Regions from separate parts of the Homo sapiens genome. Here region 1 is linked to region 2. Evidence: read pairs that join two places in POLR2A ChIA-PET (ENCODE). Cell type or tissue: PC-3. All regions are shown on one strand. Each heading gives the region's core, and the rest is flanking DNA. Links, peaks and the distances in the headings are about the cores only. Region 1 has its middle 100 kb from the start of LUZP4. Region 2 overlaps PLS3 (plastin 3).

Region 1 (16,707 bases), core at 4,624-9,623, 190 kb before region 2:
ACGAAGGAAATATTGCCTGAACCTATTCCTTTGTTTTTAAATTGATGAGGTGTGCAATAGAAAACTGGGCTTATTGTTAATGTAGAAACCACTTTAGTTGAACAGTCTTTGAAGAAATTTGGCTCTTTTTTTGGATAGTGTCCCCCCAGCCTAAGATGTGCCAAACCAACCCCATCTGTGTGGTTTACATCAGAAAGCGTACTTTTTTCCCCTTTTTATTGTGTGTGTGTGTGTGTGTGTGTGTGTGTGTGTGTGTGTGTGTGTGTGTGGAGATGGGGTATCACTATGTTACCCAGGCTAGTTCAAACTCCTGGCTTCAAGTGATCCTCCTGCCTCAGCCTCCCAAAGTGTTGGGATTACAGGCATGAGCCACCATGCCCAGCCCAGAAGTGTACTTTTTTAAAGAACGTTTTGGTGAAAGATGACTGAAAGTCTTTACGTGATAGTTGAATTTTGACTTGAAATTCTTTATAAAAAAATTAAAATGTAATAAATGCATGGATTATCAGTTATTTACTTACAAATAACTTTAAGGAGCAGATAGGTTTTCAATACTTTAATGACTTAGGATGTCATCAGTAAACACCCCGTTAAGAATTTGGTGTTTTTGGTCGGGCTCGGTGGCTCACGCCTGTAATCCCAGTACTTTAGGAGGCCGAGGTGGGTGGATCACGAGGTCAGGAGTTCGAGTCCAGCCTGACCAACATGGTGAAACTCTGTCTCAACTAAAAATACAAAAATTAGCTGGGCATGGTGGTGCGCACCTGTAATCCCAGCTACTCAGGAAGCTGAGGCAGGAGAATCACTTAAACCTGAGAGTCAGAGGTTGCAGTGAGCCAAGATTACGCCACTGCACTCCAGCCTGGGCAACACAGTGAGACTCTGTCAAAAAAAAAAAAAAAGAAAAAAGAATTCGGGTTTTTCCACTAAAGATACTACATGGAGAGCATGAGAGTACACTCACATTCTGGTGATGACAGGATGGCATACTCTTTGAAGATTTGGCTTCACCTAAATTTTTTAGAAGGTAAACTCACTTTACCTAGAAGTCAACATGGATGTTGATGGGTCATTTGTAATTTAAAAAGGGGGAATTCCTATGAAGGAAACAAAAATAAAACACCATTTAATGAAACAGGTGTTCCCTTGGGAAGGGTTGTAGGGGTTGGGCTGGGGAGTGAAATTTTATGTTTCAAAAAGCTCGATCAATCTGAAAGTGACTGACTCTATAAAGGCTTCGTTTAAGGGCCACAATAGAAAAGTAATAAAAACAAACAACTATCCCTAAAAGTACAAAACCATAAATTCTGTATCGGTGGGTCTATATTTTTCAAAAGAAGCAAAAAGAAATGGGTGAATTTTTGTTTCAGAATTTGTTATTTTAATTTTGGTTTGGTTTTTAACAGTAGTATGCACCCTAGAGACTAATTATCAGCCTTTCATTTCCTGGTCACAAATTACTTTCAGCTTCATTGTTGTATTAGTATCCATTTTGTGGTGTTTACTTCTGTTTTTTAACCATGAATACACATATTGGAGTAAGGATGTGTAACTGAGGATGTAAAGCAATTTGCTACATATGCAGCCAACATTTAAGTCATTTCAAGCCATTAAAGCTTATAAAAGCAAATTATTTGCCCTTTCTGGGTCCGCTAACAATAACCTTCACCAAAGTGGTTTTAGAGGAGCATAGTTACTGAATTAGATCCTGCTGAATTAGTAAGTTTCTACTCCCCCAAACAGTATTTAGTAAGTCAGCATATCTGTAATTTTTAAATTACTGCTCTTATAAACAAAGACAGAGACAACTGGAGGCCACAACTTAATAGCTCTCTAGACAGTTGCCTATTCCAGTTCATGGGTGATATCTTAATGAGGATTCTTTACATCATGTAACTGGATATAGGAGGAAAGAGGTGACAGTAGCAGAAGGTAGTGGCAAGGTCTTTTGTTTGTGTAATAGGAAGCCTGGACTCTGTCCCTCTAGTGAGAACCCCTGAATGGCATATCTAGCTTCAGAAAAGCTGGATCATCAGTGTTGACAATCAGAAATCCTATTTACATTAATACCATCAAGCCTCTTGAGAATAAAAAACAGATTACTTTTTGACTGACAGTAAGGTTCCTGTGACAAAGAGATCAAGATCCTTAAACAAAGCAATGGGACAATAGTCACCTTTATCTTAGGAAGCATGAGAGGTAATGCCAAGAATGAGTAGTGAGCCCAGAGTAGAATAGGTTTGAGGAAGCTAGGCACTATCACAGACATTGGATTTTTTGTTGGCAGGGAGAAATGTTTTCCAATAAGACCCAAGTGGCTTTTGTTCAGATGTCTATGGTAGCGGTTGGCAAACTTTTTCTGTAAATGGTCGTATAGTAAATATGTTGGGCTTTGTGTCTCAAGAGATAAAATTGAGGATATTATGTCGGTGTTCATATAACAAGAGAGAGAACAAATTTCCACATATTCAATGTTCAGTAATAGTGATTTGAGGCCAGATTTTATTTATTCAGAAAAATTTCAATCTCAGCCCTGAGCTTAAAAAAAAAAAACTCAGTAAAAATTTACCACTGCTAAGCCATTGAACTTCAGTGTCATAGGGCAAGTCAGATATTCAGTTTCTATTTCTGACAAAAATTCACAGAACTGTCGATGGCTAAGTCCAGGAGAGAATGTGAACTTCATCACTGACGCTACTGGTATAATAACACAGTAGATGCAAATATTTTCTGCAAAGTGCCTGCTGAAGCAATGAATAACCATAGGCTTTAATTAACGCACCATCAGTAAATGACTTTCTTTGCTTGCCTAATAAATGAGCCACTTGGAAATTTACTTTTGTGGCAGCCTCACTTCCTGTGAAGAAATTCTTCTGCGATAAGGTATTCCATTTTAAATGTTCTAATTTTTCTGACCATTGCTTTCCTGTGAGTTGGGGATATTAAGAGTGCTTAGTCTGGAATTGTTGACATATACCGTATTCTTTGGATATCCTGCAGCTGTAGTGTCATTGCACAATAAACACAATGCTCTGCCATATAATTAGACAACCAAATATCCAAACTCCAGTATGTCTTAACAATACAACAATCAGAACTGGGTGTTGTGGTGTGTGCCTGCTGTCCCAGCTACTCAGAAGGCTGAGGCAGCTCACTTGAGGCCGGAAGTTTGAGCCCAGCCTGGGCAACATAGCAAGACCTCCGTCTCTTTAAAAATACGTACAACAATCAAAGTCCACGTCATTTTTCTTTGAAAGGCTGTAGAATTATAGATGTGTCACTGCAATTTATAATGCACTGAGTAACAGTGTGAAGAGATGAGAGAGCCATATTTGGTCTCTGTTGCAACTATAGTGTATAACTTTTTTTTTTTTTGAGACAGAGACTCACTCCCTCACGTAGGCTGGAGTGCAGTGGCACAATCTCGGCTCACTGCAACTTCCATCTCCCGGGTTCAAGCGATTCTCGTGCCTCAGCCTCTTGAGTAGCTGGGCTTACAGGAGCGTGCCACCATGCCCAGCTAATTTTTGTAATTTTAGTAGAGACTGGGTTTTGTAATGTTGGCCAGGCTGGTCTCAAACTCCTGACCTCAAGTGATCTGCCTGCCTTGGCCTCCCAAAGTGCTGGTATTACAGGCCTGAGCCATCATGCCCGGCCCCAAGTATAACTTTTGACTCCCCAAAATCTTAACTACTAATAGCCAGCTGTTGAGCAGAAGCCTTACTGATAACATAAACAGTCAAATAACACATATTTTGAAAGTTATATGTACTATATACTGTATTCTTACAATAAAGTAAGCTAGAAATGAGAAAATGTTATTAAGAAAATTATAAGGAAGAGAAAATATAGTACTTTACTTATCGATACCTTAAGTTTACATCATCTGTTTACAAAATAAATTGTCAAAATAGTGGGCCACCTCCCTGTGCAGACCTCAATGTATGGTGCATATCAAGCAATTCAACTTTTTCTTGTAATGTCATGGCTTTCCTCTGCTTCTTATAGGAGCACTTCCAGCACCACTAGGGGCTTTTTGTATGGATCCCATGGTGTTATTCAAGGTTTACCGTATTGCACTAAACATGAAGAAAAATAAAGAGCTCCAGGACAGGTCACTTTTTACTGCACTCCGGGATATACCAGAGAGACAACAGCTCACACAGAGATGATTTGTGTCACATGACGTTTTAAGCAGATATTCAAAATATTTAACCTCACCACAATAGCAACAGGAGGTGGCTACAAAATCATTATGTAGCACAGAATGTATTACAGTTAATTTTATGCAGTTATGATTCATGTAATAAGTTTGTTTACATTTCTTTCAAATGGTGCCAGGTATGGTCTGTGTTTGTGTGCATTCATTTTGATAAATTTTATCTTTTTATAGTAATTTGTGTATATTTTATGGTTGTAAATGGTAACATAGACTATTATTTACATATATTTCATGCATTCATGACATACATTTTTCTTAATTTTTTTGATATTTCTAAACTAGGTGGTTTATCTGTGAGTTTTTCAAATCATCACAAATGTCAAAAAATTGTTCCAATATATTTATTGAAAGAAATCCATGTAACTGTGGACCCATGCAGTCCAAACCCATGTTGTTCAAAGGTCAACTGTACTTAACTCTGCTATCATAGCACAAAAACAACCAGAAATAATGCGTAAATGAATGACTGTGGCTATGTTCCAATAAAACTTTACTTACAGGCCCTGAAATTTGAATTTTATATAATTTTCACGAGTCATGAAATATTTTTCTTTTCTTTTTTTTTTTTTGAGACAGAGTCTCACTCTATCCCCAGGCTGGAGTGCAGTAGCGCGATCTCGGCTCACTGCAACCTCTGCCTCCTGGGTTCAAGCAATTCTGCGGCAGCCTCCCGAGTAGCTGGGACTACAGGCACGTGCCAGCATGCCCAGCTAATTTTTGTATTTTTAGTAGAGATGGGGTTTCACCATGTTGGCCAGGATGGTCTCAATCTCTTGACCTCGTGATCTGCCCACCTCGGCCTCCGAAATATATTTCTTCTTTTGATTTTTCTCATCCATTAAAAAATATTAAAAACCATTCCTACCAGAAGAAAACCTAGAGAAAAAGCTTCATGATATTGGAGTTGGTAGGTTTTATTGGATAAGAGATGAAAAGCACAGGCAACAAAAGCAGAAAATAGACAAATGAAACTACAATAAATTTAAGAAAGCTTTTGTGTATCAAAGGACACAATCAACAGAATGAAATATCAACCTACAGAATGAGAGAAAATATTTGCAAATCATGTATCTGAAATGGGGTTAATATTCAGAATTTTTAAAGAACTCCTACAACTCAACAACAGAAAAACCCAAATAAGCTAATTTAAAAAATGAGCAAAGGACATGAATATACATTTCTCCAAGGATGATATACAAATGGCCAGTAAGCATATGAAAATATGTATATTGCTAATCAGTAAATAATTGCAAATCAAATGAAATATCACCTCACACCTATTAGGATGGCTGCTACCACAAAAAATCAATAAAATAAAACATGTTGACAAGAATGTGGAGAAGTTGGGACTTTTGTGCACTATTGGTAGAATTGTAAAATGGCGCAACTTCTATGGAAAACAATATGGTGGTACCTCAAAAAATCAAAAATAGAACCACCATATGATCCAGCAGGCTTACTTCTGAATATATTCACAAAAGAATTGAAAGCAGGGCCTCAGAGAGATATTTCTATACCCATGTTCATAGCAGCATTATACACAACAGCCATGTGATAGAAACTACTCAGATGTCTATGGACCAATGAATGGATAAACAAAATGTAGTATATACATACAATGGAATATTGTTCAGCCTTAAAAAAGAAGATTCTATCATATGCTACAACAGGGATGAACCTCAATGACATTATGCTTAGTGAAATAAGTCAATCAAAAAATTGCAAGTACTGCATTATTCCACTGCAAATACTGCATTATTAAGTTATCTAAAGTATTCAGTCCTCTTAGAGACAAAAAGTGGAATGGCATTTGCCCAGAGCTAGAGGAAGGGGCAAACGAAGAATTGCTATTCAATAGGTGCAAAGTTTCAGTTTTGCAAGGTGAAAGAGTTTCCAGAGATCTGTTGTGCAACAATGTTTGTATAGTTAACACTACTAAACTTTAAAAATGGTTAAGATGGGCTGGGCACAGTGGCTCATGCCTATAATCCCAGCCCTTTGGGAGGCTGAGGTGGGCGAATGGCTTGAGCCCAGGTGTTGGTGACCAGCCAGGGCAACATGGAGAAACCCTGTCTCTACAAAAAAAAAAAAAAAGCAGGGTGTTGTAGTGCATGCCTGTGGTCCCAGCTACTCAGGAGATTGAGGTGGGAGGGTCATCTGGGCTTTGGGAGTTCGAGGCTGCAGTGAGCTATGATCATGCCACTGCATTCCAGCCTGGGCGACAGAGTGAGACCCTGTCTCAAAAACAAGATAATTGTTAAGATGGTAAATTTTATTTTTTTTAACCACAAAATAAATACAAGTTAGGGAAGGGATATTATTAAAAGAACAGTCTTGAATCTACTGTAAATTAGTTTTTAAGCAAATCATTCCCAAATTTTGAGATGTAAGTATATTTAGTAAAAAATGACTTGAGTCAATGCCTCACAAGTATTAAAATTCATAGAAACAGAAAGAATATTGGTTACCAAGGGCTGGAAGAAGAGAGAAAAGGGAATTGTTTAATGGGTGTGGTGTTTCAGTTTCACAAGATGAAAAAGTTGCAGAGATCTGTTGCACACCAATGTGAATATACTTAACACTACTGAACTGTACTCCTAAACATGGTTAAGGTGGTAAATTTTATGTCATTTTTTTAACCACAATTAAAAATAAACAAAGAAAACCTTCTTAGATTGCATGCCATACAAAAACAGACAGGGCACTGAACTTGGCGTGCAGGTTGTAGTTGCCAACTCTTCCTCTTTGGCCCAGCCTCAGGAAACTTCTCTTAGGTTCCATGCCTGAGAGTACTCTAAACTATAAGAACCACATCCACTTTTGGAGGATTCAATAAAACACCTGCAATACCAGTGGGTAGAAGTTTCTCTTTCCTCTTAGAAAAATTGGCAGTGGATGCAGTGGTGGAAAAACCAGCAGAGTTAGAATGGGAGATATTAAGGGACTGGATAATGGATGTGAGAATGTGTGGGCAATCATAGCAGAGAAGAAAGCGTGAATGGTGAGGAATTTGATAGCCTGTTTGAGGAAGAAGAGGAATATGGACATTGACAATCCACTGCTCACTTTTTACCCAGAGGATGGTGTCATTTTGGTGAGCAAGAGTTAATTCATTCAGTCACTGTGTAAACTTGGACAAGTCCATTCCTCTTACCTTATCTGTGAAAAGGAGGGTGGGAACATTCCTACTGCCCTCTCAGCTCTAAAAACCACAAGACTCTATCACCAAGCTGACAAAGTGCCAATGATTTTATCCTCTCATTTGTACAGCTTTTAAGGCAGGAGACTTTCTGTGTCTCCTATTGGGTAGATTTTATTCATTTACTCTAGCCAGTGTAGGTAAAAAACTAATTACAGTCTATGGAGTCCTGACTAACTCTATCCACAGCTGGGTCTTTTACTCAATACCTCAAGCCTCCCTTCCCCTGGGAACCTGAGGAAATAGTGCAAACAGGGAAGGGAATTAGGAACCATTGTTAACTCCAGTTTCTTTTCTTCTTTTTTATTTTTCTCGCTCTGTCGCCCAGGCTAGAGTGCAGTGGCTCGATCTTGGCTCACTGCAACCTCCACCTCCCAGGTTCAAGTGATTCTCCTGCCTCAGCTTCCTGAGTAGATGAGATTACAGGCTCCCACCACCATGCCTGGCTAATTTTTGTATTTTTTAAATAGAGACGGGGTTTCACCATGTTGGCTAGGCTGGTCTCGAACTCCTGACCTCAGGTGATCCCCCTGCCTCGGCCTCCCAAAGTGCTGGGATTACAGGCATGAGCCACCAGGCCCAGCCTTTAATTCCAGTTTCTTAGCCCCACAGCAGCTACCCCCTCCTGTTAAAAATCTCTGAAGTCTCTTCCAGTTCTTTAATAGGAATGGTTGGGGAAAGAGTCTTCTTTATGAAAAGAATGTAAATCCCAGTGCTTTTGTTTGTTTGTTTGTTTTGTTTTGTTTTGAGATGGAGTCTCACTCTGTTGCCCAGGCTGGAGTGCAGTGGCTCGATCTCAGCTCACTGCAGCCTCTGCCCCCGGGTTCGAGTGATTCTCCTGTCTCAGCCTCCCAAGTAGCTGGGATTACAGGCGTGTGCCACCACACCCAGCTAGTTTTTGTATTTTTAGTAGAGATGGGGTTTCACCTGTTGGCTAGGCTGATCTTGAACTCCTGGCCTCAAGTGATCCTTCCGCCTTGGCCTCCCAAAGTGCTGGGATTATAGGCGTGAGCCACCGCGCCTGGCCAAATCCCAGTGTTCATTTTAAAAAATCATCATTGTGTGTGACAGCGTTATCAAAAGCAACAGCAAAGTTCTTTTAGCTTTTTTTTTTTTAAATCCTCTCCTCCTTCATTAGGACTACCAAGGAAAAAGCAGGAATTTAAAGGGACTCATAACAGACCTTCCTCCTTCCAGTTGTTAACCAGGTTAATCGGATTCATTCCAGTTGTTAACTTCCTTCCTTCCAAAGAGGAAGAAGTGTCCTTTCTGTTGGCCTCTAGTGTGTTGGGGAAAGGGCCACGTGTTGGGAGGAGGGCCTTTATTAATGGGATCACTCCAGTAGCTGTCTCATTTGCTTTCCAGTTTGCAGCTGTCCCGTGATCTGATTATTTGAATCTCAGCCTCAGAACTGACTTGCCTTTGTTTCTGGTTCAAGAAAGCTCTAGTTAGAATGGGAAAGCTCAGCCACATTGTTCAAGTTAAACACATCGCAATGGCGAAACATGAACCTCAAGACTGCTGTATCGGGGTTAGAATTTTCAAAGTGAATGCCTTTGCCAGTGTTGTGCTTTTGTTTACTTCTGGGGCTGGTTGTGGTGTTAGCCTCACATTTGCTCAGCCATTTTCCTGGGGTGATTTACCATAACATTTGGTCCAATAAAAAGGAAATTAAATATCTATTGGCTACCTTTGTGCATTCATTGCCATGTTACAGTTGGAGCTATAATAATAATAATAAAATGTCTTGCAGGTGTAAGTTGTGATTAGTTATACAACACTTGCACATCATGTTCTTGTTTAACATAACAAACCCTGGGAGGTAAACAGAGTAAGAGTTTTATCCTCATTTTACTGATGATAAAACTGAGGCTCAGAAAGCTGAAGTGACTTGCCTAAGTTAGTGGTTAATTTGGAACTAAAACCTACCTGAAGATAATAGCTTTTTACAGAACATCACACTGCCTACCCTCTTTCAGAAAAGCAGAGAGGTTGCAATTTTACAAGGTTTAGACTCAGCCTGGAGGCAGGAGGAGTGGTTAAAATCATGAAACATTTTGGGAGGCCGAGGCAGGCGGATCACGAGGTCAGGAGATCAAGACCATCCTGGCTACCACAGTGAAACCCCGTCTCTACTAAAAATACAAAAAATTAGCCAGGCGTGGTGGCGGGCGCCTGTAGTCCCAGCTACTTTGGAGGCTGAGGCAGGAGAATGGTGTGAACCCGGGAGGCGGAGCTTGCAGTGAGCCAAGATAGCACCGCTGCACTCCAGCCTGGGTGACAGTGTGAGACTCCGTCGGAAAAAAACAAACAAAAAACAAAAAACAAACAAACAAAAAAATCATGAAATACTGAGGCACTGATTGGTGAAGAGCTGCTGCTTTGAGCCCTTTGAATGGATGCCAGTTGCATCAGCATGGAGGAGTCTTTCTGGGGGCTGCCCTGCTGCCTGTCTGCCAACAGGCTCCCATCCATGTGTCCAGATGACCAGAGCTGAGATAGCACCAGCTAGAGTGGAAACAGCACCCCTGGCAACAGGACCAGCACCTTAGTGTGCAAACTGTGTACTGAGCCCACAGCTGACCAGCATGCCCCTCAAGGACCTTCAGCTAGCCACTGATGAGAACTTCTGCCTCTCCAATATATCCTACTGCTTCTTAAATACTTTTAATATTATCCAAACATGTACAACTAAGTCGAAGCAACAGCAAAACTGTGAAATAGATCCCTATCATTTGTCTTTTCTCCACAGTGGGTGCCCTGCCCCTGAATGGGTGCCTGGTTCCTCAGGTTACCCCCTGCCCTAGTCTGTTAGAGGCCTTCACTTCAGAGTGATATCTGGGCTAGGTCTATTCAGGCTTTTCCTCCCTTCCTTTTACCATACCCACCTATCTAAGCTGTCAGAGCCTGACTTTTGAAAGTTTTAGTGACTAGTGACAGATAGTTGTGATGCTTAAAGATATAAAGTCTTAGCGACATCTTTACCTATGAAACTTTAGGCCCCATGGGGGATGGGACAGGATATATTTTTTGAGAGCTGGCTTTTCTGTTCTCAAGCCCTATCTTGTCATAAATATCTACAAAACTAGGTCATGGCTTACTGCAGCCTCAACCTCCTGGACTCAAGTAATCCTCCTATTTCAGCCTCCTGAATAGCTGGGACTATGGGCATATGCCACCACACCTGGCTAATTTTTAAATGTTTTGTGGAGATGGGGTTTTGCTATGCTATCCAGGATGGTCTCAAACTCCTGGTTTCAAGTGATCCTACTGCTTCGCCCTCCCAAAGTTCTGGGATGACAGATATGAGCCACTGTCTCCTGCTCTAAAATACATTTTTAATGTATGATCGCCTTCTATTCTACAGGAAAATAAGGAGCTATATTTAATACAAGAAATGTGTTTAGGAGGAGGGTATTTCTTTCAAAGGCATAACTCTGAAAATAAACATAAATGCCATATTTCGTGGTTAAGAGCACAGGCTTTCAACTCTTTTTTACAAATGGCAAGAAAATAATCCCAGCATTTTGGGATGCTGAGATGGGAGGATAGCTTGAGGCCAGGAGTTTGAAATCAGCCTGTTCAACATAGCAAGACCCTGTCTCTACAAAAACTGAAGAAAAAAAATAGGCGTGGTGGTGTGCACCTGCAGTCCAAGCTACTCTACTCAGGAGGCTAAAGTGGAAAGGATTGCTTGAGCCCAGGAGGTCAAAGCTGCAGTGTGCCATGATTGCACCACTGCACTGCAGCCTGGGTGCCTGGGTTACAGAGGAAGACACTGTTGAAAGAAAGAAAGAAAGAAAGAAAGAAAGAAAGAAAGAAAGAAAGAAAGAAAGAAAGAAAGAAAGAAAGAAAGAAAGAAGGAAGGAAAGGGGGAGGGAGGGAGGAAGGAAGAAAGGGCAAGAAAAGAGGGAGAAACTTATAGATTAAAAGAAACTTAAGAGATGACTTATCAACGAAACGCCATTATATGATGCAAACCTTTTCTGGATCATGATTCAAATAACCCAATGTGAAAAAAAAATGAGATAATTGGGGAAATATGACCATGGATTGGACAATTAATGATGTTAAGAAATAATGCATTTTAAAGGTATTATAGCTATTTTTTAAAGAGTCCATTTCTTTTGAAAATATATATTGAAATATTTACAATGAAATGACATGAAATCTTGAGTATGTGTGTGTGTGTGTGTGTGTGTGTGTGGTATATGCAACCAGTGTGTGTGTCCTATAAATAGCTTTGCAATATACAAGATGTCTACTGTTGTTTTGCAACTGAAGAGCTTGTCTAGGAAAGAGTTTGCAGTGGCAGCACAGGTGGAAACAGTAGTGAAGAATCAGACAGTTAATCCTGAGGAATAAGAAAAGCCTTGCTTCACGGGCAAAGATTTCATGATTAAAACATTAAAAGCAATTGTAACAAAAGCAAAAATGGACAAATGGAATCTAATTAAACTAAAGAGCTTCTGCACAGCAAAACAAACTACCATCAGAGTAAACAGAGAACCTGCAGAATGAGAGAAAAATTTTGCAATCTATCCATCTGACAAAGGGCTAATATCCAGATTCTACAAGGAACTTAAACAAACGTACAAGAAAAAAGCAAACAATTCCATTGAAAAGTGGGCAAACGACATGAACAGACACTTCTGAAAAGAAGACATTTATGCAGCCAGCAAACATATGAAAAAAAGCTCAACATCACTGAGCATTAGAGAAATGCAAATCAAAACCACAGTGAGACACCCTGCCATGCCAGTCAGAATAGCAATTGTTAAAAAGTCAAGAAGCAACAGATGCTGGCAAAGCTGTGGAGAAATAGGAATGCTTTTATACTGTTGGTGGGAATGTAAATTATTTCAGCCATTGTGGAAGACAGTATGGCAATTCCTCAAAGACCTAGAACCAGAATTACTATTTGACCCAGCAATCCCATTACTGGGTATATACCCAAAGGAATATACTTCATTCTATTATAAAGATATATGCACACATATGTTCATTGCAGCACTATTCATAATAGCAAAGACATGGGACCAACCCAAAGGCCCATCAGTGATAGACTGGGTAAAGAAAATGTGGTACATATACACCATGGAATACTATGCAGCCATAAAAAGAAATGAGATCATGTCCTTTGCAGGGACATGGATGGAGCTGGAAGCCATTATCCTCAGCAAAGTAATGCAGGAACAGAATACCAAACACAGCATGTTCTCACTTATAATTGGGAGCTGAACAAGGAGAACACATGGACACAGGGAGGGGAGCAACACACACTGGGGCCTGTCAGGGGTGGTGGGGAAGGGAGACCATAGGGATAAATAGCCAATGCACGTGGAGCTTAATACCTAGGCGATGGGTTGATAGGTGCAGCCAACCACCATGGCACACGTTTACCTGTGTAACAAATCTGCACGTCCTGCACATGTATCCTGGAACTTAAATTAAATTAAATTTTTAAAAACGGAAAAGCCTTGCTTCGCAGCACTAAGCCTTTAAAAGCATCCTTAGGAACAAAAGTAGCGTATTTCTTCTGTATCTGTTTTTTGTCCTCTCTCTACCACCTCCCACCCCACATTGCCCCATAGTGAATGTTAATAACCAATTAATTCTCCTCAGATTTCCTCAGAATACTGAGCGGGAAAAGTCTGGTTGCCACTGAAGCAGGAATACAGATCCCTTCCTTACATAGTCCTTATACCTGACATAGGAATGGAGAACTCTGTAGTCATACTTTAACTCTTTTAACAAACATTTACCAAATGTTCACTACATGCCAATAGTCTGCTAGACACTCACACGTTATCTCAGTGATCTGGTCCAGACCCGTTTTACATATGAGTAGACTGAGGTTTGGAGAGATTAAGCGGCTCACCCAGAATTACACACACTGCTAATGTAATCATGGGCCATCAATGCCTGTGGAGGCTCTGTGGTCTGTGAAGGGGAGAAAATTACAGAACAAAGAGGCCCTTCATGTTTAGGTTCAATACCAAGCCCATGCTGCACACAAAGGTTCAGAGCAAGTGAACAACATGGAGTCCACTGAGCTCCATTGTAAGGTAGAAGTGGACTACCAGATGGGACCTTTGCCAGCCCTGAGCCATTAAAGACTTCCTGAGCCCAGCCAATTTACCTGCTTTTCAATAAGATCTTTATTTGCCCTTCTATTCTTGTCTAAAGTTGTTGTCATTTCCTTTTCTGTCTGGCGACACTGAAAGCTGCCTTCAGGCAGTATGACCATGCTGGCCCCTTCTGCAACCCCCACCTCACCAAGAAACATATCTTAGGATTCCCTTTGTTTGACTTTTTTCTTCTTTTTTGAGCAGAAAGCATCTTATCTCTCACATTTCTAGAACTTTGGCTATTCAAATTCTTTATTGGATCCGCAAGCAGCTCAGGGTCGGGAGTAAATGGAAAGTGCTGTCCTAGCAGCTCTGGTTTCATTATTAAGCGGTTGCATTGGGAGACATATGGATTCACAGGACCAGAGCCTCTTAGAGCTGCCAAGCTCTCAGAAACTGTAGAATTGGGCCCAATCTGGGATGACTGCAACTTGGCTGCTAACAGTTCATTTGTTTGTTCGTTCATCCCTCCCTTCGTTCTTTTATTCCAGAAACACTTCTTAACTGCCTACTTGTGCCTTGCTCTCCCCGCCCAACTCAGGCGGCTGTTATCTTGAGGAAGGGGGTGAATGGACCAGTAAACAGAGGGTCACCATCCAGTGTGACTAGTTCTATGAAGGAGAGGCGGTGTCAGATAGTGGTTTAGAAAGTACAATTTAAAAATCACACAGTCCTGGTTTAAACTTCAGCCTTCATACTTATTTGTTGTGTGGTGGTGGATGAGCTATGAAACCTCCTCAGTTAATCCATAGTGGGGAGGTACCTGGTACTAGAGCAGCACAGATAGGCAGCAGAACATCTCTTTCTGACTAATGGGGATCCATAAAACCAGGAGCTAACATGGGAGAATTTTATCCTTAAAAACATCTTATCTTTGGCACGGTGGCGTGCACTTGTAATCCCAGCCACTCAGGAGGCTGAGGCAGGAGGATCTCTTGAACCAAGGAGTTGGAAGCTGCAGTGAGCTGTGATCATGTCACTGCACTCCAGCCTAGGCAAGAGGGCAAGACCTCATGTCTTTCTCTCTCTCTCTCTCTATCTCTCAGTGTGTGTGTGTGTGTGTGTGTGTGTGTGTGTGTGTGTGTGTGTGTGTGTATGTGGGCGCATATATATATATATCCTATGGCAAGGGCAGGCAACAGGCAGGTAGACGGCTGGGACAAGGGATGTTTGTTCATTGGGACGAGATGTCCACAGGGGCTCTAGTTCAGAGTCAGATCCATAATTTATAGAAGGATTTAGGGGGCAAGGCAGACTTCACTCCCAGAGGAAATATACGGCTGGCTTTATAGAATGAGAGTATAAATTAGGACTTGGAAACAACAGAACCCGGTAACCAGAATACAGGGGCCACACTAAACAGTACAGGAGCCCTGCTGACAATGCTGGGGTTGGCAGGCATGGCAGTCCTGAGAATGTGCCACTCAGATTTCTGCAGGGACAGTGACCAAGCTGCTGCTGTGCTCTGAAATCATCGCCTTGGCACTGAGGCCATGCTTCCTACGGCTGCTCCCCGTCATTGTGTGAGCACAGCAGGGAACCTAGACAGGCCTGTCCATGAGACACTGGATTCCTTTGACTGGTGACTGTCTCAAGGACTCCCTGGCAGCCTTGTTAAACTTTCCTTAGAACTACATGGTAGGCTAATACCCTCCATCCCCCACTCCTTCCTTCCTTCCTTCTTTCTCTCTCTCTCTCCTTCACTCAGGGTGAGACTTGCATTGCATTGCAATGAATGCTGGTGGCTCTCCTAGATTTTCCTAGCTCCCTCCCCATTTTCCATCATATGGATTGCCTCTAATAAATTTCTTGTGTTTTTAACCCTATCACTTTGTCTGCTTCTTGGAGAGCCTGGACTAACACAGAGGGTCACTTACAGGTGTGGTTTAAGGGACCCCAGCTTAAAGGTTAGTGAGTTGAAATAACAAAGATTTCATAGGACATTTAGTGCAACGGTTTCACATTTCATTCCATGAAGAATGTAGATTCACTGGGGAGGCCTTAGGGGCCAGCCACAATGCCACTCTCTAGGAATACAGTAATGAACAAGATGAGCAAGATACCCTTACAGATTTTGCCAGGAAAGACGGCAGAGTAAGCAAGTAATTAAGAAAATATTTCCATTAGTTTTTTAAAATTTAGAAGCTAGTAATATAGTTCAAATCCCTTACATATCTTACAAGTCTTCATGATCTAGCCCATACCTTTTTATCTCCTTTTTTTTTTTTTTGGCCATATCCTTATTACATTCCGCATAAGCTAGCCAGAAATGTTTGCAATTTCCAGAAACTTCCACCTTCCTTCTTATTCTGAGCCGTTGCCAAAGCTACCCTTCACCTACTAGCCTTAACCATATCCATCTGCCGGGCTTAATTCAGGCATCCCCTCTCTGGGAAGTTTTCCTTGAGCAACTGAAGGTGCTCCCATAGCAACCTCTACCCTGATCATAGATTTCATTAAAGGCAGGTAAATGGAAAACAATAGAAAAGCAAATGTCATGCCAGGTATGAGAAATCTATATTCCTTCTTTCCAAATCAGTTGGCTCATATTTAAGAAATACTATCTCCACCCTTTATGCTCAAGCCAAACTTGACTTTTGTTTTGTTGCAGAGACTGCCTACCCAATATCTTTTCTCCCCTGCTTCCTTACTATAATAATGTGGCCAACTAAAAAATATCTATGCTTCTTAGTCTTTCTTGCAGATAGAGACAATGAGATACAAGCAGAAGTCATAGGGTGGGGCTTCTGGGAAGCCCTTTTTGCCTTTTGACTCTCCCTTCTACCCACTGCCTGGTATTTGAATGTGATGCTTAAAGTACCACCAGGCATCTTGGGACTATGAGGGAAAGGTCAAGAGAATTACAAACAGCCCTGACATTCTTGAGCTGCTAAACCAACACCAGCAACCGCCTACCTTTGGACTTCTCATTACATGGGACAAATAAACCCTCATGTGTTTCAGCCACTGTAATCAAATTTCTTTCGCTGACAGATTAATGCATTTCAGAACTGGTCCACTTTAACAAGTTCTGCTCCCTTCTCCTTAGCTATACTCATGCCTGGAACACCTCCCTCCCCACCATCCTTTCCCCTAAATCTCCAAATCCTATCCATCATGGAAGATCCAGTTTAAATGACATTCAGTTAATGGGA
Region 2 (16,707 bases), core at 4,339-9,338:
GTAATCCCAGCAATTAGGGAGGCCGAGGCAAGTGGATACCTGTGGTCAGGAGTTCGAGACCAGCCTGGCCAACATGGTGAAACCCCGTCTCTACTAAAAATACAAAAATTAGCCAAGTGTGGTGGCAAGCGCAAGTAATCCCAGCTACTTGGGAGGCTGAGGTGAGAGAATTGCTTGGACCTGGGAGGCAGAGGTTGCAGTGAGCCGGGATTGCGCCATTGCACTCCAGCCTGGGTGACAAGAGTGAGACTCCGTCTCAAAAAAAAAAAAAAAAAGAAAAAAGAAAGAAAGGAAAAAAAAAGAAAATGAATTTAAATACAGCCTTTTTTCTCAGCATAAAATAATTTCTAAATATAAACCTTGTGTGAACAAAGAAATTCACTTATAACCCAATATAATCAAATCTAAACTAAGAACAAATCTCATTTAAACATTGTTATTTCTTTGCAATAATTATTGCATACCAAAAAAGAGCCCACTATGAGTTAATGTTACTTAAATAGAACATTGCTCAGCCTACAAATGAAGGTCAGCAGACACCAGTGTCTTGGAATAAAATAGCCCTTTGGCAAGAAAACGAGCCACACCCCATTTAGTTTTTACAAAAATAAAATTCTTTCCAGCTTTACTAAATTGTAGATGTTGCGCCCAGCATGTACTTCTGCAGTAGTTGATTCTGCAGCTGTGGAAATATTCATGTATGCAGAAGTCCCCAAAAACATCTATTCACCATTACTTGCACATGCAGCTCTTATACTTTCTGTAGTAAAGTATTCCGTTAAGTTTTATTTTGACTCGTGGATAATAGCAAGCAACTACAGGTATAGCTGACACCTTAATTTCCTGCCTTGAACTTCTGGCCACAGACTTTATTTTTTTATTTTTTGAGATGGAGTATCGCTCTGTTGCCCAGACTGGAGTGCAGTGGCATGATTTCGGCTCACTGCAACCTCCGCGTCCCAGGTTCAAGCAATTCTCCCGCCTCAGCCTCTTAAGTGCCTGGGATTATGGTGCACACCACCATGCCTGGCTAATTTTTGTATTTTTTAGTAGAGATGGGTTTTCACTGTGTTGACCAGGCTGGTCTCGAACTCCTGGCCTCAAGCGATCTGCCCACCTCGACCTCGCAAAGTGCTGGGATTACAGGCATGAGCCACCTTGCCTGTCCCATTGTCACAGAATTCAAATTGAGCAGGAATACGTAGGATTTCAAATCTAACAGTTGTTTCATTTGGTGGGATAGCATCAAAGCCATGTACTGTGACCACTGTATATGGTTTTCTTCAAGAGCAGCAATAAATTTCTGCCATGTACCATGGGAAAGAGCTGTACTTTTAGGGAGAAAGGAAATAAGCCCTGAGAAAAAGCCCCATTTTCCTAGTTCCTTTCACAGTTCACCTGGCACACAACGGGTCTTGATATTTATATTTGAAAGAGTGAAACATGGATGGCCATAAATGCTCCTTGCTGATAACGATTGAATTGGGAAAATCTAATCAGGAAATCAGTGATTTATGAATTACATTGCATAAAATACATAATGATGGGAGCCTGTAAGAAGACTAAACAAATGGCTTCCTTAGTTTATTTTTCCTTTAGGTTTTAGTTGTTTTCAGTGAATATTATGAGTGAATGTTATCGATAGTGTTTTCATTGTGAGAACTGCTAAACTGTAGAGTCAAAGAAGAAATTGGGACATATTAATATTTTGACTTTTATGCCAGCTTTATTGAGACATAATATCATACTTTTTTTTTTTTTGAGACAGAGTTTCGCTCTTGTTGCCCAGGCTGGAGTGCAATGGCACGATCTCGGCTCACCGTAACCTCCGCCTCCCAGATTCAAGCGATTCTCCTGCCTCAGCCTCCCTAGTAGCTGGGATTACAGGCATGTGCCACCACACCTGGCTAATTTTGTATTTTTAGTAGAGACAGGGTTTCTCTATGTTGGTCAGGCTGGTCTCAGACTCCCGACCTCAGGTAATCCGCCCACCTCGGCTTCCCAAAGTACTGGGATTATAGGCGTGAGCCACCGCGCCCGGCCCCATACCATCTATTTTTATAGATTTTAGTATATTCACAGATAACATGCAACCTTCACCAGTCAATTTTCAAACATTTTCATCACCTCAGAAAGAAACCCCATACACTTTAGCTATCACCTTCCACAGCACTCTACCCCTGCAACCCTAAGCAACCACTGAACTATTTCCTGTCTCCATTGAGTTCCCTGTTCTGGACATTACATATAAATGGAGTCATATAATAGGTGGTATTTTGTGACTAGTTTCTTTCACTTAGCCTAACATTTTCAAGGTTCACACACCTTGTAGCAAGTATCAGTACTCTATTCCTTTTTATGGCTGGATAATATTTCATTGTACACCATATTTTGTTTATCCATTTGTCCATCGATGGATATTTGGGGTTGTTTCTACACTATGGCTATCATAAATAATGGGACATGCAAACATTAAGTGTCTATCCATGAGTCCCCTAATGAGTTAGAGGTGGTGCTGACAAGATAACATTTCACTTATTACCACTCTGCTCTTAATATAAATCCTTGCTTTGATTAAGCACTACCGATTTTTCCATCTAAGTTTTTTTGTTATTTTTTGTTCCTTGAGACGGAGTCTGGCTCTGCTGCCCAGGCTGGAGTGCAGTGGCACCATCTCGGCTCACTGCAAGCTCCGCCTCCCGGGTTCACGCCATTCTCCTGCCTCAGCCTCCCAAGTAGCTGGGACTACAGGCGCCCGCCACCACACCTGGCTAATTTTTTGTATTTTTAGTAGAGACGGGGTTTCACCGTGTTAGCCAGGATGGTCTCAATCTCCTGACCTCGTGATCCACCCGCCTCGGCCTCCCAAAGTACTGGGATTACAGGCGTGAGCCACCGCGCCTGGCCTCTATCTAAGTTTAGCTATTTTTTTTCTTGTTTCCTGATGCTTATTGGCTTATCATCGACTTGTTCTCAATAACGTTTTCCTTAGTAGTATTTATACTGGAATAATAGAAAGCCTGTAAATGCTGTATAATCATCTTTTCTAAAACTTATTGTATAATAAACATTTAGCACAGTTTTGTTTAATCACATTTTTTGAACACTAAGGAGCAAAGGCAAGCAGTATTAAGGAGTACAAAAGTACATGATAAATGCTTTGAAATGCAATGGGTTCAATCAACCAAAAGCATTATTGAGCACAGCTAATATATTTACTTTTAAATGTACTATTCAAGTGTGAAATATATCCATATAGAACAAAATTCAAAACTCACAAAGGGCCATAATGATAAGTAAATTAGCCTCTAACACTTAATATTTTTAAGAAGACATTAGTGTTTTACGTTTAGGTATTTTGACAGTAAGTTTGAGGGAGTCTTTATCTTTTGACCTTTTGGGGTGAATATGAGAATGAAGGAATATAAAAAGATGATTAAAAGAATCACCAGGCCGGAAATGACGGCTCATGCCTGTAATCCCAGCACTTTAGGAGGCCGAGACAGGAGAATCACTTGAGCTCAGGAGTTTGACACCAGCCTGGGCAACATAGCGAGACCTCATCTCTACTAAAAATAAAACAAAATTAGCCAGGCATGGTGGCGTGCGCCTATAGTCCCAGCTACTCAGGAGGCTGAGGTGGGAGGGTTGCTTGATCCCGTGATCACGCCTCTGTATTTCAGCTTGGGTGAGAGAGATCCTGTCTCAAAAAAATAAAATAAAATAATATCCTGCAATTTCAGATTATTCTTTTAAGCACCCTTGACCCCAGATTCACCAGATCAAAACAGCTAATGACTCATAGAACTTTACTCTGTCATTATTTTCCAGATTCAACCCACAGCGAAATTTTTGGGATCCAGTCTCCTTACTCTTATGGGCAGGCGGAACCTTGCAGATCCTTTAGGAAAGGATAGGCTTCCCTGAGAAAGGTGGGCTGGAGTTAAGTCAAAAAAAAGGTGCAACTTTCTGGAGTCCCATTTAGAACTTCCTGCGTATTTAATAGGCCTTTGCTAATTATTAACAATGTGCCTGGCACACTAACATAAATAAAACAGTGTGCCATCGTTTGAAGAGCTGAGTCTAATCCACCTACTGATTTTTACAAAGGAGGCAACTGAAGTCTGATTTTGGCTTGCCTCAGCATAGAGTGCTCCAGGACAATGGTGGAGGATCAGGTCGCCATCACTGGAGACCCAGATTGTAGTAATGGAACTGATCCATCATTCTTCTCACTATATATTTAAACTCCATGTCCAGGGTCAACTTTGTTTAGTAGCAGTGCCTCTTCCCTGAATCAGTTTGTATCTACACTTAATTTCTTTCAGAGATTAATAAAATGACAAATGCTATCTCAATAAAGTTACCATGAACTCTCTGAAACTCATATCACCCATGACTAAAGCAACTTGCTTTGAGTCTGACAAGCTCTTCCCTAGCTAATGGAAATGCATTAGCAATAGCTTTACAGTGGTAAGCTATTTTTCTAGGTCATATTCAACCCAGAGTAGTCACATGCTGACAAAACTTCAATCCTAAACACTGATCATAAAGAGTTTCCTATATTGTATGTAATATATCCAAAAGTTTTTGAAAACTCTAATTCCAGTATATTGAATATACATTATAGGGTTTATCACTCCTGATTTTTTTTTTAATTGAGACGGAATCTTGCTCTGTTGCCCAGGCTGGAGAGTAGTCCCGTGATCTCGGCTCACTGCAGCCTCTGCCTCCCAGGTTCAAGCAGTTCTCGTGCCTCAGCTCCCCAAGTAGCTGGGATTACAGGCGTGCACCACCACGTCTGGATAATTTTTGTGTTTTTTGTAGAGATGGGGTTTCGCCATGTTGGCCAGGCTGATCTGGAACTCCTGACCTAAACTGATCCTCCCGCCTCGGCCTCTAAAAGTGCTGGGATTACAGGAGTAAACCACCATGCCTGGCCCACTCCTGATTTCTTCTAAACTGGATTTTATCATTCTCAGAGTCAGTGTTTCCTCTCTGTATTACTCCTTGCCTAGAAAAAAAAATGTCCATTTCATTCATCTATTCATTGACTTATTCAAGTACTTACCGAGCACCTTATATATGTCAGATACTATTCTAGGCACTGGGGATTACAGCCGTCAATGAAACAGACAAAAATCACCGTCTTTATGAAGCTTACATCCTACTAGGGGAGAGATAGAAAATAAACAATGATTTTATATATTATATGCTAATGTGTTATGGAGAAAAAGTAAGATTAATGGTATAGGAAGTGGGAAGAAGGGTATTGCCATTTCAAAATATGTGGTCACAGAAGGCATTACTGAGAGGGAGATATTTCAGGCAAGATATGAAGGAAATCAAGGAGTATCCATGTGAATGTTTGGGGAGAAGTGTCACTTGAACAAGTAAAAAATATTTCTAATAACAGATACCTAAATCATCATACATTGATGTGTTTCAGCCCTGAAATTTTCCTTTATGACAACTCCTTTTTATTTTGGTATTGAACAGAAAAAAATAACTTTCACCCAGATCAAACACTCTAGTGGAGTCATGAACTGACTATATATGCTAAGAATATTGTGTCAGAAGTTATGTCAAAAAAGTTTTGAAAAGATAAAGCTAGGCGTGGTGGCTCACGCCTGTAATCCCAGCACTTTGGGAGGCTGAGGCAGGCGGATCACGAGGTTAGGAGATCGAGACCATCCTGGCTAACACGGTGAAACCTCGTCCCTACTAAAAATACAAAAAATTAGACTGGCGTGGTGGCGGGCGCCTGTAGTCCCAGCTACTCGGGAGGCTGAGGCAGAAGAATGGCGTGAACCCGGGAGACGGAGCTTGCAGTGAGCCGAGATCACGCCACTGCACAAAAAAAAAAAAAAAAAAAAAAAGATAAAGTGGGAATAATGTTTAAAGCAGGATATAGAATTAATACAAGTAAATGTTCTTCATTTTCCCTATTAATTTAATTATACTATATTCTGTGTTTAATTCTGAATTAGATTTTTTAATTAAACTTTTTATTTTGAGATAATTGTAGATTCACACCTACTTGTAAGAAATGGCACAAAGAGATCCTGTGTACCTTTACCCAGTTTCTTCCAATGGTAAACTCTTAAAAAACCATAGTACAATAGCAAAACCACAATGTTGACACTGATACAGACAAGAGGCAAATGAGTTTCATTACCAGTAGAATCCCTTTTATTGTCCTTTGATAACAACACACACCTCCTTCCTCCCCTGACCTCCATTTTTGACCCCAGGAAACCACTAATCTGTTCTCCATGTCTATAATTTTGTCATTTAAAAATATTATATAAATGGAATGATATATAGTATGTAGCCTTTGGGAATTAGCTTTTTTTCTCTGAGCGTAATTCTCTTAGAGATTCAACCTAAGTTGTTGTGTATGTCAATACCTCGTTCCTTTTCATTGTTGAATAGTATTCCATGGTGTGTATGTAACAAAGTTTATTTAACCATTCACCCATTGAAGGATATCTGGGCCATTTCCAGTTTTTTAGTTATCACAAGTATTTGTATACAGGTGTTAGTGTGAACTTCAGTTTTCGTTTCTCTGGGATTAATGCCGGAAGAGTGCAAATGCTGAGTTGTATGAGAGTTGCATGTTTAATTTTATAAGAAATTGCCAAAGTGTTTGCCCAGAGTGACTGTACCATTGTGTGCTTCCACCAGCAATGTATGAGTGATCCAGTTTTTCCACATCCTTGCCAGCCTTTGGTGGTGTCACTGTTTTTCATTTTAGCCATTCTGATAGGTGTGTAGTGATAGCTCATTGTAGTTGCATTTTCAGTTTCATAATAACTAATGATGTTTAACATTTTTTATGCACTTATTTCCCATCTGTTTGCCCTCTTCAGTGAAATGTCTGTTCATGTCTTTTACCTATTTTCTTTCATTTTTGAGACAGGGTCTTGCTCTGTTGCCCGGGCTGGAGTGCAGTGGCGCAATCACGGCTCGCTGCAGCGTCAACATCCTGGGCTCAAGTGATTCTCCTGCCTAAGCCTCCCAAGTAGCTGGGACTACAGGTGCACACCACCATTTTATTTTTTGTAGAGTTGGGGTCTTGTTATATTGCCCAGGCTGATGTGAAACGTCTGGCCTCAAGCAGTACTCCGCCCTTGGCCTCCTACTGTGCTGGGATTACAGACATGAGCCACCATGCCTGGCCCTTTTGTCTGTTTTCTAATTGGATTATTTGTGTTTTTACTGTTGTGGAATTTTAAGAGGTCTTTATGTATTCTAGAGTCTAATTCTTTATCAGATATGTGGCATACAAATATTTTCTCCTCGCCTGTAGCTTATCTTTTCATCTTCTGAACAGAATCTTTCATAGAACAAAAGGATTTATTTGGTGAGGCCCACTTTATCAGTATTTCCTTTTATGGATTGATTTTTGGTGTCATGTCCGAGAACTCTTCATCAAATCAGGTTCCTGAAGAATTTCTCTTTCCCCCCTAAAGTTTTATAGTTTTATGTTTTACATTTAGGTCTGTGATCTGTTTTGAGCTAACTTTTGTGTAAGGTGTGAAGTTTGGGTTGAAGTTTCTTATTTTTTGTTTTGGACTGTGTTTGTCCTCGTCTACTGACATGGTTTTTTGCACCCTTGTGAAAAATCATTGAATATATTTGTGTAAATCTGTTTCTGGGTTCTCTTCTGTTCCGTTGTTTTGAGTATCTGTTGCTCTGTCAGTATCACACTGTCTTGATTACTGTAGCTACATAGTCTGACTTAATGCCAGGTGGAGTCTATTCACCTTATTTTTCAACAGTTTTAGATGTTCTAAGGCTTGTTCCTTTCCATGTTAATTTTTAAAAGAAGCTTGTCTATAACTACAAAAACTGTTCTAGGATTTTGAGAGGAATTGATTTAATGAATTAGACTTTTGAAATTGCATATGTAATGTTAATAAAGTTAAAAATGGTAATTCTGTTAAGGAAAACAATTTAGTTCCTTCCAAAGTCTAACGCTAGTTCTTATTTTCTGAAGAAATGTGTATTTTTATGATTTTGAAATTATTGAATGAATATTAATTAGCAGTTTCTTTTTTATTTTTTAAATTTTTTGTGTGGAGATGGGGTCCCACTATGTTGCCCAGGCTGGTCTCAAACTCCTGGTCTCAAGCAATCCTCCCGCCTCAGCCTCCCAAAGTCCTGGTATTACAGGCGTGAACCACCATGCCCGGCCAGCAGTTTCCTTTCAGCCATAACATGAATGACCTTTTTTAATGGCCAAAATTGAAGTTTGTCAGGTTCTAAATCACTAATATGTTTTTGAATTTAAAAATTTTTGAAGGTTTACTTCTGGAATTTTTAAGACCAACCATTAGATTTATAAGGCTGTTAATAAGATTCCTAAACCTATTGTTTTGCCTTAAGGAAAGTATGGTTTACCTTTTGTGTTATCCCAAACAAATTCATCTCCCCATATAGCAAAATGGAATATGCTACTAAATAGTTGAAATTTAGGGTAATGGAGTTTGGGATATGTTTATTATTCATGAATAGTAAGTCAAAAGTTTTTAAATGAAAACATTTGTGTATTCTCATGCTTTGATTGTTGATTCTGCAAAATAAAATCTTAAAAATTACAAAAAGCATCTGATAAACTTCTTAATTTAAAAGAACACTCAGAAATTTACTTTCAGGTATTTAAAAAAAGAGGGAGGCTATCAAACTGATTAGGACTGAAGAAGAACTGAAGAGATAATGTCACCTTGTTGGTTTTGGGTGAGGGAAAATTGAATGAGATCATGCTTTCTTTCTGTCTTGCTTTCTCAAGATAAAGCTTTTCCACTCTTCTGTCTGCTTACTGATTCAGGGTGGCAGGCACAAAACAAAACGTTCCGGTTATATTTTCCATCCTGTTTATATTTAAATTGGCTGTTTATTCTTTAATAAAGTGTATAACTGTTGGTCTATAACATTATGAATGTGGGATTAAGTGGTTAGACTTAGCAGGAATTTGAAAATCAGGGTCCAAATGTACTACCCTAAGTACAGTAGCAGAATTACTTCTATAAAGAAAACTTCCCTAAGTTACAGCATCTGGCTCATAGCATTATCATTACAGTGAAGTTTACCATCACTCATATTAGTGATGTGTTACTTCCCACTTACTCCTAACCCTGCTTAGGTAATGCAAAACTATAATTTAGAAAGTGTGATTTAAAGAAGATGCAATATAATGGTACTCATTGTAAACATATATCCAGATTTCTTTCTTCACATATAATTTATCTGTATTTTTAAATTTATTTTGTCTAATGAAAGACTTTTAAAAGCTCATTCTCTCGAGCAGTGAATTCTCAGCTAGTGAGCCAGGACAGTCTGCCTCATCAAAAGAATTCTGCTAATTGCTTTAGCCAATTTCTGAGGTAATAAGCTGGGAGAGGGAAGAGGTTGGTTACTCATGCATAGGTGACTTTTTGCTAACAGTGTGATTTTTAGGAAGTGAAGACCACAAAAGCTTTTTGACTTGTGGCAGAATTCATTATGATGAGACTTTAGCTGTACCAGGTAACAGATTGCCAAATAAAACACCAAACAAGCAAGATTGGTCAGTTACAATCCAGTCTGTAGTAGTCTGATCCAGCATAGTGTTATGTTTATGGATTCAATTCCCTCCTCGAAGTCATACAATTGAGGCATCTCAGTAGAAATAAAACAAAATAAACAAATTTTGTAGGGAAGCTCCTATACATTTGAATGGTAAGGGCATATAACTATTAATACTTTATGAGACCATGGTATTTTGCAGCCAATCTTAAGGATAAATCTACATTGTGTTCAGGATTCTGTGTTGGGCCAGACTTAACAATGACCATTATGTGTAGAAAATAGCAACCATTGTTGCTGAATTAAACTCTCTCTGGAGATTTAAACATTTTTTTAAAAAATTAAGCTAATAGGCCAAGCGTGGTAGCTCACGCCTGAATCCCAACACTTTAGGAGGCCGACGCGGGCGGATCACTTGAGGACAGGAGTTTGAGATCAGCCTGGGCAACGTGGCGAAAGCCCGTCTCTACTAAAAACACAAAAAGATTAGCCAGGCATGGTGGTATGCATCTGGTCCCAGGTACTCGGGAGGCCGAGGTGATAGGATCACCTGAGCCTGGGGGAGGTTCAGGCTGCTGTAAGCTGTGATTGCACCACGGCACTCAGCCTGAGTGACAGAGGGAGACTCTGTCTTTAAAAAAAAGAAAAGAAAAGAAAAAGCTAATAAAACCTTGATGACAACATAGCCAAAGAAATTAATCAGAGAAGAGTGGTGATTAGAAACAGAAAGCATAGTGGAATAGATGAATTACACCTGGCAAAGGAACTCTAAACTATATTATGTAAAGCTCAGGACAGTCTACTTGTCTGAAAAAGAAATACCAAAAGTATACACATGCAAAAATTTGGATTTTTCAGCTGGACTTTTTGTGAAAGGTTCCCTCCCACCCCAAATTCAAAAGAAGTATAAAGCAGGCCATTCATGGCAAACTCCCAATGAAATGGAATTAATTTGTATTGTGTTTTGAAAGTGTATATATGTGCTTGCAGGAATTACATGGAAGAATTATACTGACATAGAGTGGCTCTCAAAGTGAATAATGGAATCTTAAGGATGTTTTATTAAACAGCGAGTCAACTATTTTTCTCCGTGAATGTGACTCCACAATGATAGTGGAAGTCAGAAAATATTTCACATGCAAATATATCTGAAATTCTTCATGGATGTATTTAACGCTTTGAAGTGATGGCAACATCTGGTAGCAAGTAGAAGCCAGCGTCTTAAAAGCTATGGCTTCATGTTACTACTTCATCTGAATTAGTCATTTAAAGGGGATTTTATATGTCTTCCTAAAAACTGACGAGGTTAATCTTAGACTAGGGCAGGCTGGCAGGAAATGCTAAAGCGGCTCTTTCTTTTGAAGGTTTTGTTATTCCTTGTGAGGTCAAAAAGTAGTTGTTTTAAAGTTTGGAAAGCTAAAGCAGTGATGTTTTGACTCTTGACAGTGAGATGTTTTTCTTTTTTTTTGGGGGAGGGTGTGTGTGGCAAGTTTGAGGAAAAACTTGATACACTGAGAGTTCTTTATACTTTCCACTCCACTTATTTTCTCTCAAATGAATTTATTTTCTAAAGGTGCAGAATTTAGAAATTCGTTTCAATTACCAAATCTGAGCATGGATTTGGTGCTATTAGAAGATGTAACCACCATGTGTTTGGCCAGATTAGCTTTCAGGAATGATCGTATCTTACAGAGTTAGCCAATGGAACAAGAGTAGATGCCTTTTATCCTTATTTATTTGCTTTGCATTAAAAAGACAAATGCTGAAAGTTTATTCTTGACTATGAAATAAACCACTATAATATATGACACTGAGTTAATTCCTTTAGGATGCTATGTCTTCCACATACATCCATTTAATAAATATTTGTTGAGTGCCTACTGTATGCCAGGCACTGTTCTATAAGCTGAAAATAGATTGCTGGACAAAACAGACAAAAAATCACTGCCCTCTTAGAGCTTATTAAATACGAAAACAGTAGAGCAATTTAAAATTATTTAATGCTATCACTCAGCTTTTAAAGATCTTCACTGAATGAGTTTTGAGAACTTTTGCACATATTATCTACAGCTTGAATAGGGAAAAAATGACATTTTGTTTGAAATCTAGTTCAAGAAGCTAGAAGCTGATAAGTAAAGTAAATATTTTATTCTGTGATGATCATTTTCAGTTTTCATTTATCAGTGTTATACTTAGGCCTCTTGAGGAATGTTACTAGTTTAACTTGTGGATTTCCTCCTGAGGATGGGCTTAATTTGTATTGGGGGAGGTGGTGAAAGGACCTAGTAGCCCTGGAATTTAATGTAAAGTCGTGGCATTTGTAAAACTATCTTCTGTCATTTGAAAAATTATAGAATACTTAAATGTATTTAATGCTCCCTGTGGAAAATGAATGTATTGCTCAGTTATTTTTGCCTATGTGAGTAGTACAAGAGCTGACTCAAAGGAGATGACATGATGGTTCCTGTCCTGAAGTGAAATAAGATGATGGGTTGTGGTGGAAAAATGATGTGGTCATGCCCATATTTGCTCACATCTCTTGTTAGTTTCCTTTTATAGAGGGAAACCAGGGAAAGTCTCATTTCTTATTTTTTGTTTCCTTTTTGTATTTTCTTTCATACGCCATTTCCCTTTCTTTTTTTCTTAAAATTGCATTATAGTGACTTCCAATTCAATTGGATCAAGTTGTACTTGGTAATGACATAAAGAAATACCGCTTAGAAAGGTCATAGTGGAAGCATTATACCCATTTTAGGGAATTGATTATATATATAGACACAGCCACTCTGAGCCCCTTGAGGATATGAAAAGCATGTTGCAGAAATCCTCATATTTCCTGATGCCAACTAGTATAGTGCCTTTTACAGAATATATGCTTAATCGGTATTTATCTATTGAACAAATATGAGCCATGAAATTTAATTTTGCTCTCCAAAATCCCAAGTCCTTTATATAAGTAGGCAGAAATTTTAAAAAGTCTTTTTTTTTGTTTGTTTGTTTTTTGAGACAGAGTCTTGCACTGTGGCCTGGGCTGGAGTGCAGTGGTGCAATCTCAGCTCACTGCAAGCTCCGCCTCCTGGGTTCAAGATTTTCTCCTGCCTCAGGCTCCTAAGTAGCTGGGATTACAGGCACCCGCCACCACGCCCAGCTAATTTTTTGTATTTTTAGTAGAGACGGGATTTCACCATGTTGGCCAGGCTGATCTCAAACTCCTGACCTCGTGATTTGCCCTCCTCAGCCTCCCAAAGCGCTGGGATTACAGGTGTGAGCCACTGCACCCGGTCTAAAAACTTATTTTTATGGAATTATTCAAATACATAATGTAAAATAGCATTAAAAACCCCCAGCTTTAACAATTACCAGTATTTCATGTTCTTATTTCATCTTTGCTCTCCCCTTTTTTGAGATTTGCTTTAAAATAATCCGCATATTGTTTTACCGATAAATACTATAGTATACTTCTTAGTTTTTAATATTTTAAGATAGTAGTGTTTGCATTTCATATGGAGTTTTACTTTTAAACCCTTTCTGTGCTACTTTATGCAAGAGAAAGAAATTCTTAACCGCTTATCAGAAGAAAAATCTAATTTTTTTTTTTTTGACGGAGTTTTGCTCTTGTTGCCCAGGCTGAGGTGCAATGGTGTGATCTCGGCTCACAGCAACCTCCGCCTCCCGGGTTCAAGCCATTCTCCTGCCTCAGCCTCCGAATAGCTGGGATTACAGGCCTGTGCCACCACACCCGGCTAATTTTGTATTTTTACCGGAGACGGGGTTTCTCCATGTTGGTCAGGCTAGTCTCGAACTCCAGACCTCAGGTGATCCACCTGCCTCGGCCTCCCAAAGTGCTGAGATTACAGGCGTGAGCCACTGCGCCCGGCCAAGAATAATCTAATTTGCTGTGTATGAGTAGGATGTTAACTCATTTTGTAACATATATTTCCTTTCTTAATCTTTTAAAAAATTTTATTAAAAGTTTCTAAACAGGCCGGGCGCTGTGGCTCACACCTATAATGCCAGCACTTTGGGAGGCTGAGGCGGACAGGTCATGAGGCCAGGAGTTCGAGACTAGCCTGGCCAACATAGTGAAACCCGGTCTCTACTAAAAATACAAAAAAAAAAAAAAAATAGCCATGTGTGGTGGCAGGTGCCTGTAGTCCCAGATACTTGGGAGGCTGAGGCAGGAGAATCGCTTGAACTCGGGAGGGGGAGGTTGCAGTGAGCCAAGATTGTGCCACGCACTCCAGCCTGGAGGATGGAGTGAGACTCCGTCTCAAAAAAAAAAAAAAAAAGTTTCTAAACAACATTGTACATGTTATGTCATGACTGTCATGATAAAGTCTTGCCTTTTAGACATGAACCTGATTCAGCAAAATGTGCTTTGAAGTAGATAAGCTGTAGATTTTTGTCTTGCCTGAATTGATATTAAAGAGATGTTTTTTCTTTTCACAGTTCAAAAGTACAGAACTCAGGTTAAAACCTAGATATGTAATTTTGTTAATTTTATTTTCAGTTTGAAAATTCTTGTTAAAACCTGCATACTTTATAGGTTTGCTGTCTCTAAAATTAGATGGCTCCTTCATAAATATTACTGAATAAAGCACCAGTTTTCAAAAAGTGTGGCACATGGGCTCATGGGGGTTAAAATTACTTTCATGATAAAACTAAATTGTTATTTGTTTTTTCACTGTGTTAACATTTGCACTGATGATGCAAAAGCAGTAGTGGGTAAAGCTGCTGAATCAAGATAGTGGCCCCACACTGTAGTGATAGCCACTGTATTCCTCAGCACCATACCATCACCTTTAGAAAAAAATCTTACAACATGCATTTCATTTACAAATGTACTTGATGAAGCAGGAAAAAATAATTGTATTAAATCTCAATTCTTAGGTATGCATCTTTTTAAATATTGTGTGTGATGAGATAAGACATACCCATAAAGTATTTCTGCTGCATATGGATATATGACGATCGTCTTGAGGGAAAGCACTTGCGCAGCTGTTTGAGTTGTGAGCTAAACTAGCTGCCTTTTTAAAAATAGAAAACCAGGCCGGGCGCGGTGGCTCACGCCTGTAATCCCAGCACTTTGGGAGGCCGAGGCGGGCAGATCACGAGGTCAGGAGATCGAGACCATCCTGGCTAACACGGTGAAACCCCGTCTCCACTAAAAATACAAAAAATTAGCTGGGCGTGGTGGCGGGCACCTGTAGTCCCAGCTACTTGGGAGGCTGAGGCAGGAGAATGGCGTGAACTAGGGAGGCGGAGCTTGCAGTGAGCCGAGATCGCGCCACTGCACTCCAGCCTGGGCGACAGAGCGAGACTCCGTCTCAAAAAAAAAAAAAAAAAGACAACCAGTTTTACTTTGAAAGATTGAATTAACTGATTATTCAGACCCGAGTATCTAACAGATACTTTATTTTTAAAAAATGAACCAAGTGTGCCTCTCACTGCAAGGGAAACAACTAAGAGTATTTGTTGCCAATGCTAAAATTAGAGCTTTCAAGCAAAATTCAAATTTTTGAGAACTTGCATTGGTCACCATTTTATCCGATCAATACTTAGGCTTTTCTAGTGAAATCGACAGTATAATTAATGAAAATAATGTGTTAGATTTTGTATAATGAAATGTATCAGCATTTGGAAGACCCACATAACTTACTGAAACAATATTTTTCCAAATAACTAATGTATGATGTTACAAAATCAAGCATGGGTAAAAGGCCCATTCTAAGTGCAAGACAGACAAATAGATTTTGAAAAAATCATTGATATTGTATCAGACTCTACATTGCAACCAACCTTTGAAAAACTACCACTTCTCTCGAGTTTTGGTGTAGTATTGAAGAATATCTGTAAGTATCTGGAAAGCCTCTTAAAGTATTTCTTTCTTTTTACAACAGTTTATCTGTAGGAGGCCAGATGTTCTTCATGCACTGGAACCAAAACCGGTATTGCAAAAGATTGAATGCAGAAGCAGATATGAAAACCCAGCTTTCTTGTTCTAGGTTAAACATTAAAGTGATTTGCAACAATGTAAACAATGCCACCCTTGTCACTACACTTTTTTTGAAAATATAGTTATTTTTCATTAAAAAGCTTATGTTAACATGTAATGGGCTTATTCTTATTTTTAAACAAATAAATATCTTAAAAGTTTCGTAGTCGCAATTTTTGATGTGACAAATACACTGATAGATCTAACCCATGTGTCACCAAACTCTTTGGGATCCTCAGATCCTGAGGCCAAAAAGTTTAGGAACTGCTGAGTTGGGTTTTTTGTTGTTGTTTCCCTCCTTATCCCTTTGCCCCACCCCTCCACTTTTCTCCTATTCCCCTCTCCTTTCTTTTCTTTTTTTGAGTGAGAGAGAGACCCTCAGGATAGAAAATTGTAGAGCATGTGAGTTATTCCTTTGTATGTTTTTATTAGCTACGAACTGAACATGTATGTCTTTTAAATTCATTCATTGCCCCATGTGTAGTTCGATGTATTTTGACCTTTTCTTTTATTTATTTTAAAATTTTGATTACTTAGTTACACAAATAAAGAGCTAATAAATACTATCAGGGAGACAGCCCTTGGAATATTGAATTTTATATTTTCTTCTGCGACAGTCTTGCTCTGTCCGTGCAGTGGCAAGATCACAGCTCACCTCCTGGGCTCAAGCTATCCTCCTACCTCAGCCTCCCAAGTAGCTGGGACTACAGGCGACAGCCACCATGCCCAGCTAATTTTTTTGTATTTTTTTTGTAAAGACAGGGTTTTGCCATGTTGCCCACGCTGCTCTCGAACTCCCGGGCTAAAGTGATCCACCCACCTCTGCCTCCCAAGGTGCTGGGATTACAAGCACCAGCCACCACGCCTGGCCAGAATATTGAAATTAAGATATATTCTGACTTATTTTTCCCCAAATATGAAAAAAATGATTACATATATGACTTGATTATTAAAATTGACACATCCATGCAACAAGTTTATATACCTAATGCTGTGCCTGGTATGAATTTCCTAAACTTTCCAATATAGTCCCAAAATTACAGTAGTAGTTTCTTGAATGTAAACTTGTTGCCTGTTTTATATGTTAGATCCCTTTGCTTCTATGCTTCACTCACTATGTTTGTTTGTTCGCTTTGTTTTTA

What was found. ChIA-PET counts read pairs that join two places held together with the same protein. Peaks named below come from ENCODE experiments on the same cell type or tissue, not always from the same donor. Only the 100,000 strongest peaks of a DNase experiment are listed, where the experiment ranks them.
Region 1: POLR2A ChIA-PET joins it to region 2 with 6 read pairs; 3 of 35 experiments call an interaction of 5 or more read pairs at or near these places.

What each region holds. Positions count from the first base shown.
Region 1 is chrX:115,386,074-115,402,780 of GRCh38, forward strand. No RefSeq gene overlaps it. Among named protein-coding and RNA genes, the nearest start is that of LUZP4, 100 kb to the left of the region's middle. RefSeq lists an enhancer at 13,090-13,663. In PC-3, for the core only: no CTCF peak of the experiment used is centred there; a DNase peak (open chromatin) is centred at 7,398; H3K27ac peaks cover 1,581 bases.
Region 2 is chrX:115,572,836-115,589,542 of GRCh38, forward strand. The region is part of intron 1 of PLS3 (plastin 3); the gene reads left to right. Among named protein-coding and RNA genes, the nearest start is that of PLS3-AS1, 18 kb to the left of the region's middle. RefSeq lists an enhancer at 6,368-6,941. In PC-3, for the core only: no CTCF peak of the experiment used is centred there; a DNase peak (open chromatin) is centred at 6,656; H3K27ac peaks cover 5,000 bases.